3 separate regions of the Homo sapiens genome follow, and regions 2 and 3 are each linked to region 1. Evidence: chromatin loops called from intact Hi-C (ENCODE). Cell type or tissue: left ventricle myocardium inferior. All regions are shown on one strand. Links, peaks and the distances in the headings refer to the core of each region. The heading gives the core; the rest is flanking DNA.

What was found. Peaks named below come from ENCODE experiments on the same cell type or tissue, not always from the same donor. Only the 100,000 strongest peaks of a DNase experiment are listed, where the experiment ranks them.
Region 2: a loop joins it to region 1, with 3 times the contacts of the local background. A loop is called at or near these places in 70 of 110 quality-filtered maps.
Region 3: it touches region 1 in a loop (2.2-fold over the local background); 47 of 110 quality-filtered maps call a loop at or near these places.

Annotation. Positions count from the first base shown.
Region 1 is chr4:110,513,742-110,521,266 of GRCh38, reverse strand. It overlaps ENPEP (glutamyl aminopeptidase), which reads right to left. Exons shown (of 20, transcript NM_001977.4): 8 at 5,825-5,890; 9 at 1,194-1,259; 10 at 901-1,052. Among named protein-coding and RNA genes, the nearest start is that of ENPEP, 41 kb to the right of the region's middle. RefSeq lists an enhancer at 6,165-6,334. In left ventricle myocardium inferior, for the core only: CTCF peaks have their summits at 1,990, 2,189 (motif pointing right), 4,705 (motif pointing right), 6,185 and 2 weaker places; a DNase peak (open chromatin) is centred at 4,726; H3K4me3 peaks cover 993 bases; H3K27ac peaks cover 622 bases.
Region 2 is chr4:110,311,243-110,318,767 of GRCh38, reverse strand. No RefSeq gene overlaps it. Among named protein-coding and RNA genes, the nearest start is that of ELOVL6, 120 kb to the right of the region's middle. RefSeq lists a silencer at 2,981-3,275. In left ventricle myocardium inferior, for the core only: a CTCF peak has its summit at 3,108 (motif pointing left); a DNase peak (open chromatin) is centred at 3,097.
Region 3 is chr4:110,341,472-110,348,996 of GRCh38, reverse strand. No RefSeq gene overlaps it. Among named protein-coding and RNA genes, the nearest start is that of ENPEP, 130 kb to the left of the region's middle. In left ventricle myocardium inferior, for the core only: a CTCF peak has its summit at 4,649; no DNase peak of the experiment used is centred there; H3K27me3 peaks cover 430 bases.

The sequences.
Region 1 (7,525 bases), core at 1,633-6,632:
TCCTGACTAGCTAGGACTACAAGCATGAACTACCATACTCCAGTGCCTTTTTAAAAATTTTTTGTAGAGACAGGCTCTTGTTATGTTGCCCAGGCTGAAGGGAGTTGTATTTTTGAAGTAAGTTTCTCTGCTGAGCAGAAGGTCTGACTGGGAGCTCTGCCTGTGTGTATGAGGGGTGCTGTCAGCTCCAGCCCACCCATCCTGCAAATAACATAATGAGGGAGGCTTTACTCTGAGAGTCTCAACCAAATGGAAATCCTTAGCTCTCCTCTACTGTTTTAGTCAATTTCTTTAGGAAACAAGCCCACTGTATTTTTTCCTGGAGCCATTGCCAGATTTCTGAGAGCTGTGTGCAGAGAAAGAAATGGTAGGTGGCGGAGAGAAAGTAGGGGTGAGGGGTGGGTCCAGCTGGCACAAATTGTCCTGAGACTAGACTTTCAATTCATTGTCCTATTTCCAGCCTCACTTCTCACTCTTACCCTTCAGTCTTCATGCTAACACTGTACCTAGAACCTGTCTAGGGATAGGGAAGTTCCCTTATTATTATCTGGTTGTATTTTCCTCAGTCTGTATTTCTCCTTCTGCTTTACTTCTTCAGAACTCTGTGACACTTACAGCCCCTCCCTTTATTTTCTTTATTCTTGTAGGTTTATTTCTTTAGGTAATTCCATTCCTCTCTTCAATATCTGTAAAGAACAGGATGCGGATGGATGTGCTCTGCCCACCATTTCAAACCTGGAAATCACTTGGCTATTTTTGAATTCCTTGTTCCCCTAAAGGCACTGTGGCTTTATACTTGTATATCACTCATCCATCATGTACTCAACAATAGGATATAAACAAATTACCAATATTTCTGCCAAATTTCTGTGTTTTTTTCAATGCATTATAGAGCCTTACCCAAGATCTGAAGGGGGCTGAGAAGGGTTAGCTCTTGGGTCCAACAAAAAGCGTTTCTGTGTGATGTTCTTGACACCGTTCACGTTAAGCACAGGATAACCCATCTGTCTGGTCCAGGTGTCCATTACTTCTTTCACTGGTAGCCTACTTGCCTAAGATTGAAAACAAAATGGAGATTAATTAATTAACAAATATGAGAAAATAAAAGGATAGAATAGTTAGATTAGAAAATGATTGGTAAGCCATTTGTAAATCAGACAAAGAAATATTTGGGGACATATACTCTTCCTTACCTCTTCCAGTGCTGCCCAAAAATCAGAAGTTTTTGCATTCTTGAATTGGTATTTTTCCAAGTACATCTGTGTGTAAAAAATAATCAGCATGTTAGAAGTCAATGTTTGCTTTTCTCATACTTTCACAAGATGAACTGAACCCCTGCTACTCAATTCTACCTCCATTGCGCAAAACCAGCCATAGATAACATGTACATGAATGAGCACGGCTGTTGCATTGATATTTGAATTCCATACAATGTTCATGTATCATAAAATATTCTTCTTCTTTTGATTTTTTTCAACTATTTAATAATGTGGAAACCATATTTAGTTTATGAGCCTTAAAAAAAATACATGGATGGTGGGCCAGATTTGGCCAGCAGACAGTAGCTTGCTGATCTCTGCTCTAAGGAAATAAATATACAACCTTTTGAATAATAATGATGATGATGGTGGTGGTGGTGGTGGTGGTGGATGAATTGGGGACATTATTCACTGTAAAGCATAAGTCTTCACTCTTCAAATATTTTAAAGTACAAGTCTTTTAGATTTAAGCTTCTTTTGGCAATTTTCTTTACAAAACCTCTTTCTATATGTGAGTTTTCAAATATAGTGTGATTTATCCCCAGAAAAAATTCCCAGTCTTCTAATCCCGTAACTGGGAGCCACTTGGAGTTTGCCAGTAAACTTTCCTAAGTTCCTGCTGTATCACTCCTCTGTTGCTTTCTAGAATTGTCCTGACTGAAAGTGGAGGTCTTTGATAGAAAATGGAACCATCTTCAGTGTTCTTAATGTTAACTTTGCACATATCATTTTCACTCTAAGTTGCTATAATTTTCAGTAGGTGCTGTACCTAAATCACGTTACCTCCTAAATTCCTCTTCTTTTCAGACATAGAGATAAAACAGTATTAGAAGGACTCCAAGAAGCCTGGAAGAGGGATGAAGCCACTTTGGAATGCTGCCTCCATATTTGTTCTTTTGGTTAATTCACTTCTTGGCACTACCACCAGAGGGCAGGCAAAGGAAGGGAGAAGCAGCAATCACTTTTAGGTATTCATTACAGAAAGTTGCACAAATCATTCATCATATCTTAATAAAATAATTGAATATTTGGTAAATCAAATGTCTAATATTTTTAAATAATAATAATTGAATACTTGGCATAGTAATAGTTATAACCATAGCTGTGTTTTGATGACAATTTCTATTGAATATCTTTTAAAATTAATTTAGAGGAGTTTGACTACTACAAGGTCTTGAGCTTAGAACCATGCAATCGTGGAACTGGAAGGGACTTTAAATATTATTTAATAAAGCTCCCACATTTTGAGGTGAAGGAAACTGCTCTCCCTAACTACCTGGGTGCCTTCAGAGGTGAAGAGATTTGCCTGAGATTATGATGAGGAGAATTCTGAACCCTGGATCAGTGTGTGTGGTTTTCATCACTGTTATTGTTGTTACTGCTTTTAAAATTGCAGTTTCTTGCTTCTCATGAACCACAGGCTGAATGGAAATTTATGTAATCAGCATATTAAAAGGTACTAATTTTATATTGTCTAGATTAGTGCTTTTGAATATTCTATATTAAGACACTTCCCTCTTCACCTTGAATAATCATGTAATCATTCAAGTCAAAATTACACGATGACCTAGGTCACAGTTCATTATTAGTTGGAATCAGTGAGCACAAAAGGAAACGAACAATGTTTCTGTTACTAGTATCCCAAGAAGGGAAAAGACATTTTCCAGCTGACCCATTCCTGTCTTATTGACAGTACTACTGATACTAGAAGAAAAAGAAAGGAAGAATATATTCTCGGTTTCTATTTCATGACCACATATTGTTATGAATGTCCCCTTCTCTATTACATCTTTTATGTACATGTATAGCCTTAAAGATTTTCCAGTTGATAATTTTGCTCTTATTTCCCCCATCCTGCACCTATTTTGCTGTTTGAGGTTGAGTTTGGGGCAAGGTGATGAGCATGAAAGAGAATAGACAAATGGCCAGCCCCAGATTTAGTTCCACACCAGGTTAGCTAATAAAGAGTCACTTTGGGCAGAAAGTTAGTATTTGCAACAGAAATACCTTGAACTCCCATTCATAGCCTGTGGGATTTCAGGGCAACAATCATAGAGTGATGATGACAACTCAAGGAGGATATTGTTGGGATGCTCAAACTATGTGAACTATGGAACTATGTTCCAGTTGGTCTGAGGGTTTATTGGATGTGGTCCATATCGATCATATACTATTTTCAGATATTAGCTAGTGTTTGAAGATTGAAGGAAAAGGGTGTTTGGGTGTTTTGTGTAAATTCATTCCATAGCACTATAATGGCATGAAATATTAATATCTATTCTTCATAGTTCAGTTTTTAGCACCATCTGTGATCACAGTTAAAGGAAGACTTTTAACTTAAGAATTATTAATTTTAGACAAAACCGGTTTTTTAAATTAATTATAACATAGATACTAGGTTAAAGGAAATATGAGAGTTTTATGGAATTATTAGGATAGCTATTCATTTTCAAGGAATCTTAGTACTTCTCTATCAAAGTCAATATGAAAGATTATTTAATTTGAAGCCAGCTCTGAAGATGCCAAAATTGTTATTTATTAATTACAATTTAATTTAGAATCAAAACTATACAAACTGAATTTTAACTTAATTTTTGAAAATGAATCTTCTTTATTTCTATGTCCTGTATAATTTATTATAGGCTATTCACTCATTCATTCATTTAACAAACATTTTCAGGATGACGTAACATGTGTAATTAAACTAGGCCCTGCAGTATGGGTAAAGATATAGAAGACAGAGTCCCTGATTAAAGATGCTTACAATGGGCAGGGCACAGTGGTTCATGGCTGTAATCCCAGCACTTTGGGAGGCCGAGGCGGGCGGATCTCTTGAGCTCACAAGTTCAAGACCAGCCTGGGCAACGTGGCGACACCCCGTCTCTACTAAAAATATAAAAATTAGCCGGGTGTGGTGGTGCCTGTAATTCCAGCTACTCGGGAGACTGAGACATGAGAATCGCTTGAACCCGGGAGGCAGAGGTTGCAATGAGCCAAGATCACGCCACTGCACTCCAGCCTTGGCGACAGAGCGAGACTCTGTCTCAATAACAATAATAATAATAATAATGCTTACAGTGAGGGAATATATGATAACATTTGAGTTTGAAACTTATGGAAAAGTTACAAGATGTTCTCATGATGCAGAAGCACAAGCACATAGCTTCTCTCTTTGCACCTAATGTCTCTACAAAATATTTTACTAATAGACAAAGGGTTAAAATATACTGATATACTTCCAAATATTTCCGAAATCTTGACTTTATTTCTTACTTTAATAATCACCTAGATGTTTCACTATTGGGTAGAAGGGGGCCGTTTTCTTTTAGAGTAGTGTAGAGAGGGCTAAATGCCACATAAGAAGGCTTGATGGGAGTGAGATCTATGTGAATGGTGACCTTCTCCTGGGGAATCACATACAGAAGAAGTACTTTCTGTGGCAGCCAGCAGGGGGCATTTCTCCAACCTGTTTTCTGCTCTCTGGGATGAATACCGTCAGCACTGCTACTCCTGACTACCTGGGTTATCGCAGCAGGCAGGATGTAGGTGGAAGGGAAAGAGTAGGAAGAGAACTTCATTTCTAGGCTGGAATGGGGCCAACCTGCAGAGACGGCAGTTATAGGGACACATTGTAGCTACTTTGATAAAATTAAAAATAAAAACAAACCTGGGACGATTGGCTTAGGGTCTGTTAGAAAAACGAAAATGAAACAGAAACATCTCCTGGAATAATACGCTTAAGTGGGATGTGTGAAATGTTTCAGAAAGTTTATTGTCATTTCTGTTACCAAAAGGAAGCAAGCCTCTTTATTCACTGACTCCATTGTAATAAGCATACTAATATTGATCTTTTCTAATCTAATAATAAGGGAAAAGTCTTGTACTCAGTATAAGGAATGACCTTTATAGATAAATTTAGATGTTTATATCATGTTGCTATGGAAAGAATCGTATTCCCTGAAATTCATATAAGCCCTAACCCCCAGTGTGATAGTATTTAGAAACGAAGCCTTTGGGAGCTGTCACATTTAGATGATATCGTGAGGCTGGGACTCTTATGGTGGAACCAGTATCCTTATAAGAGACACCAGAGTGCTCTCTCTCTCTCCCTCTCTCTCTCTCTGCTATGAGGACACAGTGGGAAGTCTACCATCTGCAAGCCCGGAAGAGAGGCTTCACCAGAAACGGAATCAGCCAGCACTTTGATCTTGGACTTTCCAGCCTCCATAACTGCAAGAAAAATGCATTTCTATTGTTTAAGCCACCCAGTCTATGGTATTTCCTTATGGCAGCCCAAGCTGACTAAGACACATGTAAGGAGTTTCAAAAATAACTAAGTAATCTGTTTCAACTTCTCCATGAGACTTCTGCTAAATGATCATTACAGATACAATGTAGGTACTCAATTGGATGTAAAATCATGTTTTTATCTTTTGCTATATTATCTATGCCTCAGTAAAGAGATTAAAAAGGAAATTATCCTTGATTAATCACATATCTTAACATTCACCAGCCACATATCAATGTAGTTTAATTTTGATATCACTAAAAGTAATAAATCATACCTGACATCCTTTTTGAAAATTCTCTGGTTTTATCCAGTCTTCAAGCATTCTCAAAATAGAAGATCCCTACAATGGGGATAAAAAGACAAATGAAACTAATAAAGGCTATGTAAGGAACAATGATCAGTTATTACTCTTGCAACTAGTATTTCATGATCATATTTGTGAGATTAGTTCCTCAAGATGATTCTGCTAAATTATATGGCTCTATGATTTTAGGATGAAAATACCACTTGGCACAGTCCCTGTATCTATGCATCTAAAATAACTAAAAGGTAAAGAGAAATTGCTAAAATGGCCATCATTTCAGGGACTTCAGATTCAAATAATTATTGCACTTCCCCAAATAAACCAGCAGATGGGGCTTTCTTAATGAAAGAGAAATAGTCTAAAAAATCACATTCTTTGATGAATGAGGAAAGTAGTTTCAGGGTAAAATTCTGCCAACTTATTAAATATATTTTCATATTTGAAAATAAGAATTATATTTAGCAGAGGGAAGTAGATAGTCAAGGAATTATCTGGTCAAATAGCTTAATATACATGGATACATAATTTAGGCATATAATCTTTCTCTTCTCAGTAGTCTATCTCATTTGCTTTCCTTTCATCTGAAGAATCTGATGAACATCTTGGCTCTGTACTTTCTTTTTATGTGTTATAAGGTTAGTACTGAAATGCACAATTTGTAATATTTTAAATCAATTTTCAAGTAACTGAATGAAAAAAGAACACTGCCCCCACTTAAATTAGTAATTTTTATTGTAAGTTATTAAGCATTCTAAATTAATTTTATACCTATTTAGAAAGCTAAAGGCCTAGAAACATTTATTTATCTTGGACATAATATCTTAAACCTGAGGAGTATCTAGGACTAAGGGGAAAAATGATTGAATAAATTTAAACTTCTCCCATGTGAATAATTAGAATAGGCTATAAGTGGATTCGAAATTTTCATTTCGACATAAAGATAAAAGGAATCATTCATAATATCAAAGAAAAATGAATACAAGAAGGCTGAACATACACCATGGGAATCATATGAGAGGGAAAGTCAAAAATATGATGCTAAGAATTTCAAATGCTAATACATAGAAGCTTTTTCACTCAAGTATTCATTTTAATAATTATAATATTTTTGACTCAAATAAGACTTTAGGTATTACTCAGGATAACAAAATGTATTAGCATGCAGTAGCTTCTAAGCATCTCAGTGTAGTGGGAAACCCATGAGAAGCTGAAGTAGAAAATGACTAAAATAAAATTTAAATTATGTTACATACAGATGTGGAATATGTTTGAAGGAGAGACTATATGAAATATTGTGGGACAGAATGTGTCACATAAATCTTGGAGTTACAGATTTCCAGCAACTTTTCATAAAATATTAGTGAAGAAAAAATCCTCACCTACAATATGCTAACAAATTCATCTTTACATCTTCTAAAAAGGAATAAAAGTATTTCCTTCTGAGTTGGATTTAAATGTTTATTGCAGGCATTAAAATGTTCTACTAGGAAAGCTGTGCACATATACAGCATTTCTTGTTGACCACATAGAAGAAAAAGATTTATTGTCTTTTAAAAAATCAAATAAAACAATTTGAAATGTGATGCTTCAAGTCTAAATATTAAATTATCAGAATGAAAATAATTATATACAAATGTGTAAAGAGAAATTCTTAAAAATCTCTTTTAAAAT
Region 2 (7,525 bases), core at 1,017-6,016, 200 kb after region 1:
GGTTATCAGGGGTTGGGGGGTTGAAGGAGTAGGAGGTTGGAGAGACATTGGTCAAAAGATAACAAAATTTCAGTTAGGGGAAATAAGTTCAAGAGACCTATTGAAAAACATGGTGACTACAGTTAATAACAATGTACTGTATTCTTGATAATTGCTGAAAGTAGATTTTAAGTGTTCTCACCACAAAAATTGATAATTATATAAGGTAATGTATATGTTAATTAGCTCCATTTATCCATTCCACAATGTATGCATATTTCAAAACATCATGTTGTACCATAAATATATACAAATTTTCTTTATCAATTTTTAAAATTGATTTTTTTAAAGAATCATTGGAGGAAAGACAGTATCAGAGGTCTTTTTCTCTTAAATCTGATAGGGTGTATTTCCCAGTTTCCTCCCTTGACTTTGAGACTTTATAGAAAAGATACAATGATAATTTTCTGTTTTAATTTCCAGGATACAAGAGAATTTAGGAAGAAATATACAAATAAAAACACAGAGAAAAAGACGTCCTCTGAAATTCATCTCTTCTCTTTTACTGTCATTAACCACTTCCCATAAATCAGGCATTTTACCTCCTTCTCACCCAACAAGTCGAACCAGCCACTAAGTCCTGGACATTCTGCCTGCAGGATAGTCACTGTCCTTCTGCCCATCTCCACGTCTACTGCCAGTTCAAGTTCAGGCTCTTCCTATCCAGCCCAGGTTATAATAGCCTCTAGTTATATAATTTTCTCTAGTCCAGTCTTTGCTGTTTTGAGGTGTCCTACACTGATGGAAACGGATTATCAATTTCACATTCAAAAATTTTCAGAAGCTTTTTCTTGCCACTTTGATGGCTAATAGACATCCAAACTCAGTATGTCCAAAACTATGGCCCTGGCCTTTCCTTCCAAACTCTTACTTTCCATAACCTTTCTATTGCAGTTGATGGTAGACATCTCAAAATCAATGTGTTCAACTTGCAAGACCCAATTTATTTATTTATTTATTTATTTATTTATTTATTTATTTATTGATTTGAGACAGAGTCTCATTCTGTTGCCCAGGCTGGAATGCAATGGCGCGATCTCGGCTCACTGCAACCTCTGTCTCCTGGATTCAAGCAATTCTCCTGCCTCAGCCTCCCAGGTAGCTGGGATTACAGGCGTGCGCCACCAGGCCCGGCTAATTTTTTGTATTTTTAGTAGAAATGGGGTTTCACCATGTTGGTCAGGCTGGTCTCAAACTCCTGACCTCGTGATCCGCCTGCCTTGGCCTCCCAAAGTGCTGGGATTACAGGCGTGAGCCACCGCGCCCAGCCCACAACACCCAATTTGTGTTTCAAAACTCACTCCTCCCACAGTCTTCCCCGTCATTCCAGTTAATTGGGGGCAAAAGATTTCAAATCTTTCTTGACACCTCTCTTATCCCCACATCTAATATCCAATCCATCAGAAAAAAAAAAAAATCTGTCAACTCTAATGTCAAAATAAATAGCCAGAATCCAGCTACTTCCTGATACCTCCATTGTTATTTCCATTAATACCTGGTTTGAGCCACTCTGGGCTTTTGTCTGGACTGCTGTAATAGCCCCTTCTCTAGCTTCCCAACTTCTATGTTTGACCCTCTAAAGTCTACTATTCTTATCACAGGACTGCATGATCTTTTAAAAACATAAACCAGGCCAGACACGGTGGCTCATGCCTGTAATCCCAGCACTTTGGGAGGCCGAGGCAGGTGGATCACCTGAATTCAGGAGTTCAAAACCAGCCTGGCCAAACTGGTGAAACCCCATCTCTACTAAAAATATAAAAATTACCTTGGCATGGTGGCGGATGCCTGTAATCCCAGCTACTCGGGAGGCCGAGGCAGGAGAATCACTTGAACCCGAGAGGCGGATGTTGTAGTCAACCGAGATCATGTCATTGCACTCCAGCCTAGGCAACAGAGTGAGACTCCATCTCAAAAAAAAAAGAAGAAAAAAGCCATAAATCAGATTTTATTACTCCTTTGTTCAAGACTTGACAATGGCACTCGATTTCTTAGAATAGTTTGCAAAGCCTCCAGGATCTGCCCGCTATTTCACCTCTCTGACCTCATCTTCTCCTGCTCCCCTTCTCATTCACTCCACTGCAGCCACATTGACCATCTTGTTGAGTTCTCTAAACAAACCAAACATGCTCCCAAACTGAGGTCTTTGTAAAGTCTAGTCCCTCTGCAGGAACTCCTCTTTCCCTGGATATTTACCTAGCTAACTCCCTTACATCCTTTATATTTTTGTTGAAATGTCATCTCCTCAATGAATAAAATACCTTATACAAAATCAAACCCTCCCCACTGCCCAGGATGCCTGAGCCCCCTTACCATGCCCTGCCTTTATTTTTCCAAAGTGTCACTTACCCCCTTCTAACACACTGTACTATTTTCTTATTTATTATTTTTATTGTCTTTCTCTCCCTGATGCAATAGAAGCTCCACAAATACAGGGATCTTTGTCTTTTTTGTTCATGGATGTACACCAAGCAACCATAACTGTGCTGGATACATGTGAGCACTCAATTATTTTTTAGTGAACTGAATTAATTAAATGCCAAACAAGAATAAGCTTTCCAGGCATGGTAGGAAAACACCCACACAATAACTTCTAACACATTTTCCCATTTTAATCTACTTCAGTACTTTAATTTTTCTATGCTTCAAGCTGGTGTGCAGTGGCAGGATCTTGGCTCACTGCAACCTCCGCTTCCTGAGTTCAAGCTATTCTCGTGCCTCAGCCTCCTGAGTAGCTGGGATTACAGGCGCGCACTACTACGTCCGGCTAATTTTTCTATTTTTAGTAAAGACGGGGTTTCACCATGTTGGCCAGGCTGGTCTCGAACTCCTGACCTCAAGTGATCCACCCGCTTAAGCCTCCCAAAGTGCTGGGATTACAGGCATAAGCCACTGCGTTAGTTCTTTTTTATGAAAATAAAATACTAGGATAAAATATTCCTTCATTTAAAAGTTTTAACTCTGGGTCACCTGTCCAAGTTCCGATGCTAAAAAAGGAGACTGATGCCGCTGCCTTTCAGTGGTTTCCAAGGTGGTTGCTTGCACAATGGCTAAGTCAAGATGGAATAGCGCCATCTGCTGTCAGCCCTCTGATCTCAATGGAATTACTGATTTGGGCTGTTAGCTTCTTGAACTTTGTTATAATTCCCATGTTATCACACAAAAATTTTTTCTTTTTTTTTTTTTTTTGAGACAGAGTCTCGCTCTGTCACCCAGGCTGGAGTGCAGTGGCGCGATCTCGGCTCACTGCAACCTCCGCCTCCCAGGTTCAAGCGATTCTCCTGCCTCAGCCTCCAGACTAGCTGGGACTACAGGCACCTGCCACCAGGCCTGGCTAATTTTTTGTATTTTTAGTAGAGACGGGGTTTCACCGTGTTAGGCAGGATGGTCTCGATCTCCTGACCTCGTGATCTGCCTACCTCGGCCTTCCAAAGTGCTGGGATTACAGGTGTGAGCCACCGCACCCGGCCCTACTTTTTTCTTTTTGAGTCAGTGTCTCACTCTGTCGCCGAGACTGGAGTGCAGCAGCGTGATCATGGTTCATGGCAGCCTCGATCTCCTGCCGATCCTCCCACCTCAGCCTACCAAGTAGCTGAGACCACAGGGACACCATCACCATACTTGGCAATTTTTATTTTTTTGTAGAAATGAGGTCTTGCCATGTTGCCCAGGTTGGTCTTGAACACCTAACCTCAAACAGTTCTCCTGCCTGGGCCTCCGTAAGTGCTGGGATTACAGGCATGAGTCACTGAGCCTAGCTGCACACAAAATTTTTTAATCTGGCAATCTCAATTTTGTCTTTCTGTCTTTCCTCCTCCTCCTCCTCCTCCTTCTCTTCATCTTCTTCTTCTTCCTCTTCCTCTTCTTCTCTTTTTTCTTTCTTCTTCTTCTCCTTATCCTTCTTGCAAATTACATTACTACACTCACCTTTACAGTGATTTCAAGATTTCAACTGCTTTAGAGAAGTGAAATGACACAGTTAAGCAGTGGAAATACTTGGGCATGAATTACAATTCTCTGGCCTGGAATGCACCTCCTAGCAGGTTCACGTTAGTCAGTGGAGTGTTTCAAGATAATTCAAGTTATGAATGACTAAACGAGACGGACATTAGATCAAAGGGCCCCCAATGTTGCCAAGCACAAATGGTTTATTTTTCTTGAAAATGTCCTTGTGAATTTAGACAAAATTTTGTCTCCTTGAGCATACTATCCTTCAGGTGAACTAAATACCTTACCTCCATTTATTTATTTATTTAGAGACAGGGTCTGGCTCAGGTTGGAGTGCAGTGGCGTTACCTTGGCTCACTGCATGCAACCTCTGACTCCTGAGTTTACATGATCCTCCCACCTCAGCCTCCCAAGTAGCCGGGACTACAGGTATGCACCACCACACCTGCCTAGTCTTTGTATTTTTTGTAGAGATGGGGTTTTGCCATGTTGCCCAACCTGCTCTGGAACCCCAGCGCTCAAGTGATCTGCCTGTCTCAGTGTCCCCAAACACTGGGATTACAGGCATGAGCCACCTCACCTGACTGTATTTATTCTATACAAAGTAAGTTTGTAATTACTACCCAAAAAATTGTCTAACTGATATTATATAACTTAAATATAGAGTTTTATAATAATATAATAATATAATAACTTTTATAACTTAAATAAAAAAGAAAATAATTCATCCAGGGAAATGCAGTAAATTTCAGATCTCATCTCTGGAAACTTAAGGAAAGAGTTAAGGTAGTAATCCCAGTTTTTCTAGCATATTAGTCATTTGACATAATGTTTAACGGTCCTGAATAAAGATAATAGAACATTTCCTGCAGTAAAAATGTGCTTATGTCCTGATTTTTAGAAAGGTAGATGTCCTTTTTTTCCCCATAAGTGATTGCTATGTTCATTGCTTATCATAGAGTCTATTCAATAAAGGCAACATTAGTCTATCTGACTCTAAATGTCATTGGTTCATCCAACAAACATTTATTGGGGGACTACTCTGTGCCACACTCTGTTGTAGATGATGGTGATTTAACAGAATCCAAATCTGACAAATTCCCTGTCTTCAAGGAGCTCATGTTCCAGTTGTTGGTTGTTCATTCATTCCTTTTTTTTTTTTCAGCTAGGTTGGGAAGACTGACAATCCCTGCCCTCTTGTCAACTGGGGGAAAACAAACAGTAAGCATGATAATTTAAACATATAGTGTGTTGGCCGTGAGTGGTGGCTCACGCCTGTAATCCCAGCACTTTGGGAGGCCAAGGCAGGCAAATCACTTGAGGTCAGGAGTTAGAGACCAGCCTGGCCAACATGGTGAAACCCCATCTCTACTAAAAATACAAAAATTAGCTAGGTGTGATGGTAGGCACCTGTAATCCCAGCTGCTCGGGAGGCTGAGGCAGGAGAATCGTCTGAACCTGGCAGGTGGAGGTTGCAGTGAGCTGAGATTGTACCACTGCACTCCAGCCTGGGCAACAGAGTGAGAATCCATTTCCAAAAATAAAATAAAATAATTAGTTAAAACTATAGCATGTTGCATGGTGTTATGGGTTGAATTGTGTCCTCTCCAAATACCTATGTAGAAGTCTTATCCCTTAGAGCCTAAGAGAGTGACCTTATTCGGAAATAGGGTCATTGCAGGTTTCATTAGTTAAGGTAAGATGAGATCATATGGAGTAGGGTGGACTCCTAATCCAATATGACTAGTATCCTTATAAAAAGGGGAACTATGCACAGTGATACACGCACATAGGGAGATGCCATGTGAATATGAGGGCAGAGATCAGGGTGACGGGCCTACAAACCGGGAACACCAACATTGCCAACAAAGCCAGAAGCTAGAAGAGAGGCATGGACAGATTCTCTCTTAAACCTTCAGAAGGAACCAACCCTGCTAACGCTTTGATCTCATGCTGGTAGTCTGCAGAACTATGAGATGATATATTTCTGTTGTTCTAAGCCACCTCGTTTTTAGTACTTTGATACGGCAGTACTAGGAAACTAATACAATAGTGATGAGTTCTACACAGAAATAATTAAAGCAGGGAAAGAGGATATAGAGTGTGGCAGTTATGATTTAAAATGGAGTAAGCGACTGTCTTAATGGGGACAGAGTGTTTTCTTTTGGGGTGATAAAAAACATTTTAGAACTAGTTAGAAGTGATCGTTGTATAACATTGTCAATGTCCTACATACCACTAAGCTGTACACTTTAAAATAATTTTTTTTTTTTAAGACAGGGTCTGGCTCTGTCACCCATGCTGGAGTGCAGTGGTGCAATCTCAGCTCACTGCAACCTCCACCTCCTGGGCTCAGGTGATCCTCTCACCTCAGCCTCCCAAGTAGCTGGGACTACAGGCACACGCCACCAAAAATTAGCCACACCAGGCTAATTTTTGTATTTTTTTGTAAAGACAGGGTCTCAGTATGTTGCCCAGGCTGGTCTTGAACTCCTGAGATCAAGAAATTCACGCACCTCTGCCTCATAAAGTGCTAGGATTACAGGTGTGAGCCACCATGCCCAGCCTTAAAATAATTTTATGTTACATGAATTTTATCTCAATTTTTTAAAAAAATTGTGTCCAGGGAAGTCCTCTCTGGGAAGGTGAAATATTAGTAAAGACTTGAAGGTGTAAGCTCTATGAGGACAGAAGGTAATAATTCATATTCATATAGTAGGTACTCAGGAAATACGTGTTAAATGAGCAATAAATGAATGGAGAAGAGAAAGGACTCTATGCCTTTTAAAAGTGACTGACATTTTTAAAAATCTTTTTATTATGGGCACTATAAAGGATGGAACAATAAGGCCCTATGCATACATAACTTGTCTTCAACATTCATCAATATTTTGCCAATTTTTCTTATCTCTTTCCACACCAGTGTTTTTTGCTCCAGTGTTTTAAAGCGAATCCCAAACACCATACAATTTTACTTGTAAATACTTCATTGTGTTTCTTAAAAGATAAGCCTTTTGACTTACATATTTACAGAATCACTCTGGCAACTATGCTGGGAATTGATAGAAAAGGAGGAAAAGGTAAAGACTTAGGTAACTTCTGCCATCACACAGGTAAGAGACAAGGTGATAGCAATGAAAGGAGTGAGAAGCATTTGCTGGTGAATTGGATGTGGTAAAAGAGAGATGGATGCAAGGCTGATGCCAAGGTTTCTGAGCGGAGCAACTGGAAGAGTGGAATTGTCCTTAACCAAGATGAGAACCACTGTAGAGAAGCAGCTTTAGGTGGGCAGAAAATGAGGACAGGAGCTCAATAAGTTTCTCAAACAAAAATTTCTGGATCAAAAGGATGTTGGCACTAAATTTGAAGTGATTTCCACTTAGGATCCTTATTTGTTATGCAGTAGTGAGACTTCCCAACTGCATAGGAAGAGCTGATCTGTTTAGCCCAAAGGTACCAAAGCAATGCAGATTTCAGTGACTACATCATGGCCTGTTGAAAGCAGAAACAATAACTGGTCCTATATTTTATGTGACAG
Region 3 (7,525 bases), core at 1,539-6,538, 170 kb after region 1:
ATACACATAGAAACAGATCCTCCATTGGTTCTGTTTCTCTAGAGAACTCTGACTAGTACGGTACCTAAGCCAGCATCAGACACAATCATAGGCATTGGAGCCCTGTGGGGTCTAGGTTGCTCCAGATTGTCTGTTTGCCATATTAGGCTCCATAGAGAAAGATAATTTGTTTTTAAAGCAACAGTTTGCTTTGATTTGTAAAAACTACAGGTAACCCCTTCACCTGGGATGATAGTTTATACATAGTAAGCATCAGTAAATATTTGGTAAATATTTTTTAGACAACACAATTTAAAGCATCTAAAGTTATATAATGGCATCATATTCTAACTACTAAAAACAAGCAAAAAAAACACTCCTGGAAAGCTTAACCTGAAGATCTAAAGTAATAGTCATAGCCAAACTACTGTGGTGCAGAGAAGTAGTGGAATTTGGAAACTGGAGATCTAGAGTTTTGTCACCCTTTTTCTCTTCCTGGAAGATAATTTTCTTCTGAAAAATCAATGTTTCACAATACAATGCAATGCAAAGAGATTTATTAAGAACAACACTTTTCTTCATGCTATACCTAATTATAGTTAACATACATACATGATAGATTTGCTCCTATAAACTAATTAAATACTAGTGCAAGGATATAGAATTGCTGAACAAGTGCAGGATGGTTGATTTAAAGCTTATGCGTTCTCTACTGTGTGAATCATACAGACAGTTATCTCTATAAGGGGCAATGCTGACTGGGCAGGTATTGATTTCAGAATTCCAAATAATGTCAGCTTTCTTAAATTATAGGATAGAAGTTATTGAAGTGGAGACTGATGCCTTTGTGGGATCAGAGGCCAAAGGACTCTAAAAAAAGGGGAAAAAAAGGAAAGACGGGGAGAGTTCTTTCAAAGAAAAACACTCTTGAGAAACAGAAAATTTGGTATCTAGTTCTATGCCAAGCCCAAATAAACATTTACTTTCCTACCATTGCAAAACTGCGTGGTTTCCGTAGAAGCTGTACATGATACTCATGAGAAAATGACTTTGTACTATAGCAAGTGTCATTTGTTTCATCAGATAACTGCAAGAAGTTGGGAGTTCTCACTAATCCCAAGTATAAACGGATAGCATAGCAGAGACCACCTCTCTGGCAATACAACTGATTTGTAATTCTCTCTTAGCCTTAGATGGCCTTTGTTTGCAGCTCGCTCCTTCTGAATTACCAGAGCAGTGAGCCATGATCTCAGAGACAGATCATTCTCTCTTCCCACCCACAATTTCTGATCCCCTAAACCTAACCTGAGTCTTCTCTTCCTAATCATAAGGTGGAACATCCTTTCCCAAGAGACTACTGACATATACTAAAGTTCACACAGGGCTCCAGTTGACTAACAAATTAATCTCATTTAGCACTTCACATGAATGGTGAAATCAATTGCATGTTTAGTGATGACAGTAAATCTCTACTCCCTATCCCATTGAAAGCTTTACCATAATGTCTGTCTGCGTTGGGGTTATACTTTCAACATCTGCTGTTGCTACACATAAAAGATGAAGTTCAAATGTGTGACACATTCATGAGTATACTTAAATAGGCTTCACATTATGTGAATGAATCTGTAGTTCTGAGCCTTTTTCTCCCATTCTATAAAGCATTCAAGAATGTGTGTGTGTGCGTGCGTGTGTGTGTGTGTGTGAGAGAGAGAAAGAGAGAGAGAGAGAGAGAGAGAGAGATAGAAAGGTAGTTGATACCTAATTTAATATTTTAAAAATGCTTTCTTATTCCACCACCCTCCAGAAATGACTCCCAGGATGTCGGAGAACTAACCCACCGGGGGCAATACTATCTCAGATGAAGCTACTGAATTACTAAATTTAAAAATAAACCACAGTTTTCCACTCAACCATAATGAATAAACTGTTACTGGACTTGCCCTTCAACAACTAAAAGAAATTCAAACTGGGAAAAATACATGAAGTGATTGTTTTTAGACATTGGCAGCCCACCACCATGCTTCCTAATGGAGGGATGCAAATGTGGTCAGCCTGACCATCAGCCCCCAGCTTGCTCTCTGGAGGGACTTTCCAGACTGAGGCACAATGAGGTGCCAGAGTGCTTCTGGCTGTCAAGGCATTCAAAGGCAAGGAGCAGGATCCCCCACGTCACCCCCTCTTCAGCATTTCAAATTCCACTGCCTTGAGGCCCTCTTCTCCTCTAACCTGGAATACTGATATTTCTCCCCAAATTTATATTCCTCTTTTCATTTTCACACCTGAAAATCCGTCCTTGAAATATAGATCAGATTGATTTTTTTCTAAAATATAAATGTGATTGCAATTCTTTCAGTTAAAATTATTAGGTGACTTTCTCTGCCTTTGGAATACATTAAAAATAGTAGCATGGAACATAAAATTTTAGTGGCCTGGCTTCTATATATTACTACTCCCATCTCAGAGTAAATAGATGGGAGCAGTAACTCTGCCTTGCTTCTCTACTTCCACATCTGACACTCCAATCTTACCAGTAGTTTCCTGAATAGGGCATTCTTTCACAAGCTCATGGCCAGCTTCATGGGCACACAACCTGTGTGGCCCAAGAGGACCCTGTGCTCACAAGGGCCCTGTATTTGGTTTAAGACTCTGCTGTCGCCATCTTGAAATACTCAATAATTTTTAACAAGGTGCCCCATATATTCATTTGGCACTGGGCTCCACAGGCACATGCGTACACACACACACACACACACACACACACACACACACACACACAGACACCTAGAATAAGACAAGACACATGGGGAATGGAATAGTGTGTGGGTGGAATATAAACAGCACCGGGGCACTTAGGTTTGAGTTTCAGCCCTATGAGATTTTAGCTCTTAACTTCTCTTAATCTGTTTCATTACCTGTAATGAGGATTCAAATACCACTCCTGCATACCACAATGGGCCTGTTAAAAGAATTGACTGAAATGATATAAAAGTTTGTAAAAAGTAAAATACAGTTAAGGGTTTTAATCATATCATCATCATCTTAATTGGTTTACTTGGTTCAGTTAATATCAACTAATCTTCATTTCCAGAAGGAAGTATTAAGCATGTCAGAGAAACTCATTATCTTTTATTCTCCACCAAAAACTAGGAGGGCTTTAATAGTGGATTTGTGAAGTTTGTATTCAAGAATTGCATGAGTTTAGAAAAAAATGTTTATAATACACTCCTCATAATATAAATGAGAATATCTTGGCTATTGTGTAAGGAAGAAATTATAGGTCAACTAAAGCAGAAATTATGAAAATATTTCACAATTGAATCATCTATTAATTTCTTTTGAAGAGGATGCCAGTTCCTGTGAAATGAACACACTCATGTTGCTGGAAGAAATGGAGAAACAAAATGTCGATCCATACAACAGAATATTATTCAGCAAGAAAAAGGAAAAAGCTACTGATACATGCTATATGATGAACCTGAAAAACAATGCAAAGAAAGAAGCCAGATGCAAAAGATCAGATATTTTATGATTCCATTAAATGAAATTTTTAGAAAAAGCAAATCCATAGAGATAGAAAGCGATCTGTGGTTGTCTGGGCCTGAGGTTGGGAGTGAAACTGATTGCAAATGGCACACAGCAACTTTTTGGAGTAATAGGAATGACCTAAACCCAGATTGCAATGATGGTTGCCCAGCTATATGAGCTTCCTAGAAATCATCTAATTATACAAACAGTGAGTGATTTCATAATTGTACCTCAATAAAGCCACTCAAAAAAGAAAATAAGAAGGGAAGGAAAGGGGGAAGAAAGGAAAGAAGGAAAAAAGACATGAGAAAGACAAAAGAAAATAAAAAGAAGAGAAAAACTCACTGCTATACAATGATCACTCCCAGCCCTAGCCCCACACTGCTTAGCGCCAGCTCTAATACCAGCTTTGTGATCTTGGCAAGTCGTTTTATAAATGAAAGCTTAAAACGCCTTCCACCAATCTTAAAGAAAAAATAAAACAGATTTTAAAATTGTTAATAGCTGTTGAAATGACCTCCCCTTCTCTTCATTAGAACTTCCTAGCTTCTTATTTTCACTAGGAAGAAAAAGATCATATCAAAATAAGCACCTCAGTTTGCAAACTAAAATTTTCTTTGGATATTCCTCCTTCTCTCTTGCAAGAAAATTTCTCATTCTGAATTCTTGAATCCATCATCTTTTTTTCATTTGTTTGCATCATCATTCTTCCCCTTTCTGTGAATCCTCCTTGACCTATAAATGTACTCAAACATCTCAAATTTAAAAACAAAACAAAACTCTATTTACTGTTCTTGAGCAGGGGTGGAATTTTTAATTACTAATTAGTCATACCTTAAATCTTCCTCCCTTGAGAATCACCAATAAGCTCCTGAATGCCAGATTCAGTAGTAGTTTCTCCAACCTCCTCAATAGTCTTTCTATAGCTCACATCTCCATAATGCAATATTTTTTTAAACCATTTACTTCTGGTACTGCTAGGGTTTTCTGGGTTATGTTGTTTTTCTCCTGCCTTTCCTACTTCTTCAGAGGCTAATTTTCATGCTTCATTTCTCTAGCTATTTTTAAATGGAGCTTTTCATCTAGGTTCAAACATGTGTGTTCCATACTATTCTATATCCTACACTCTACCCCCACCACCAGGCCTCTTTCATTTTTACAGTTTCAACCCCTGCCTCTAAGATTTTCAATCCTAACTTCTACCACCATCTCCAGTCCCACATTTTTAACTTCTTTCTGGATAACTCCACCTTTATGTATAACTTGCAACACAAACTTAACATGGCCGACTCCAACTCAAAAGCTTGTGCTCATTTCAATCTGCCATAATAACTCTTAAAAATATGTAAAATGTAATACTGGTTTCCATTTGTTGGAACTATAGTAGAATATGGAGATTTTGAAAAGAAAGGCAAGAGGGCTCAAGGTGAATATGGCCTTGAATAATTTATTCAGGGGAAGAACTAAACATCCTATAACATTGCAGGGAAAAAAGCAGGACTGTTGCCCACAATTTGATTTAATTATTACTTCAATTTAATTCCTTTTTAATAGGTTCTCTTGACTTGCCCTAATTCCATCCACCAAGTTGCACTCCTGGGCTTCCAGAATTTAGACTTAATTATTTGGGATGACCAAACTGAGAAAATTCTGCACTTGATTGTCTGCCAGTAGACCGTACCACTTGACTTGGTGATTCCTGTAACAGAATATTAATCTTGAAGAATTACCACCCTGATATTGGTCCATACTTGGGTGTGGCTCTAGTGTTACAGGATTTCATGAGTGCTGCTTTGTCAGCTGGAAATCTCTGTAGCCACCACTGCCTCTATCCGGCCTTGCTTGGGCCCACTGGGCTCACTCTACCTGCTCAGCCTTGCAGGTTGTGCTTGGCTCATGCCCACTCAGATCCCATTCCTGCCACAGCTCCACATTCAGCCCACTGCTGGACTGGGCATGCCGTGATCAGCTTCCATGGTGGGTGCCAGCATCTAGATGAGGGGAACATGGTGGCACCCAAAAACTCAGAGATGATAGCAACTGTGGTGCCCCAAAGGTGTTACAGCTCTTGCTCAAGGAGTCCCAACATCTGAGCCTCCAGAAATGTCACAGCTCTTTGTTCCTGCAGCTTGGTGAGGTGGTGGGGTGGGGGGTGTTACAGCTCTCTTTCTCCTGTGGTCCCATGAGCAGGAGCATGTTACAGCTCTTTTATTGCCATTGTCTGCAGCTCAGCAAGTTCTGGGCTCTTGTCTCACAACCAAGATGAATGATGTGCGTGGACATCACGGAGTGAGTAACGCAGAGAAGTATTTTATTGAGTGACAGAAGAAAAGCTCACAGCTGCAAGAGGGAACCCCAAAAGCAGACATAGCTGCCTGTGAGGCTGAGTCTGGGGTTTTTATGGGCTTAGAATGAGGGAGTGTGTGCTGATTGGTCCATGGGCAAGCTTGGAAAAAGCACAATTTGACTGGTTAAAAGACATTATCCAGAAGGAACCAATGGAGGGAGAAGGTAAGACAGGAATAGAAGTTCTCACTTCAGTCGTGGGCTCTATCCTGAACTAGCCTCTCAGTTTTCAAATTTTAAACTGGCTTTGGCTTGAAGGTCTGGTTTCACCAGGGACCCATCCCTGTCTGCCTAGGAATTTGTCTGTCTCATGTCACTATCACTACTACTGCAGCAAGCTGTGGAAGACAGAGTCAATAACCATAAAAGAGAGACTGCTAACACAGCCATTACTGAATATTCCATCATTGCCTTACAAGAGCAAACAAAAACTAAGACAGCCTCCTCACCAGATTTTGCCATCAATTACTTTAATTTCAGAAATCATTTGTATTTAAAATATGTTAGATTCAGGAGTGCTTTGGTGGTCCTTCAATTTCAGAGTATTTTTCATTCAGATTGAAATGTCACTAGCTTCTAACTGAATGACAGAAAAAGCTAAAGTGATCTGTCACTGGAAATTGCTCCTGAATTCTAAATATAAATCTTCTCTGATGTTAAAAGAAAAAATAAAGGCTTTCAGTAAAAATCTCACCAAAAATATTTTCCCTCTTTACTAAACACGTACACTTTAATTGACATTTTTAACTTTATTATAAAAAATGTCAGAATACACCTATCACCCAGATGTAACAATTATTATTTTTAACATTTGTTTCTATTTTTACTGACATCTTAAACCTTAATGTATCAGGGTACCACCCTAAAAGATATGGGCATTTTTCTACCTAACTATAATACTATTACTGTACCTAACTCAGTAATAATTTATTTTCAATAATAATTAATTTAGTATCCAATTCATATCCAAAATTACCTAAGGTCCTCAAAATATCTATCTATTTACAGTTGAATTTGTTCGAATTAGTATTAAAAGTACACCTATTACATCTAGTTTTTGCCTTTTAAGTCTCTTTTAATTCATAACACTTTTAATGTCTATAGTTTTCCATTTGAAGAAAGAGCTGCACTTTTTTATTACCATGTCTATAATTTCTTTCATTGAATGTTAACTTCTTCATTTGTGAAAATGATCATATCTGCGAATTATTTTCTGAAAAAATGACAGTAAGGTCTTCCATCTATAAATAAATTTATATCACACACCATGGCATATAAAGCCTAGCATAATTTTGAGGGTATGGTAAGATAAAAGGTCAGAAGCAATTCTATTATATGAAAATTTTTTCCTAACCACATGGTATCAGAGACCTTTAGAAGAGGTGGTAATGTAGAAAAACAAAAATCCATTTACTAAAGTTGATTTAAGAAAGCTGACACATTGGAGGGCATTTCTTCAGTTTTTGGAATTGTCATAAAGCATGTTATCAACATGAGTGTTAGAATTGCAAACACAGTCAATGCACAGAAAGGTCAAAGTAATTGTAATTTCCACCAACAATAGATGAGTTTATTTACCTAAAAATTTGATTTCTCCTCAGAAGTAAGCCAGGAAATGCCAGAAAATGAGAAAGAGAGGGACAGAAAGAGAGTAAGAGACAAGTATACATAACCT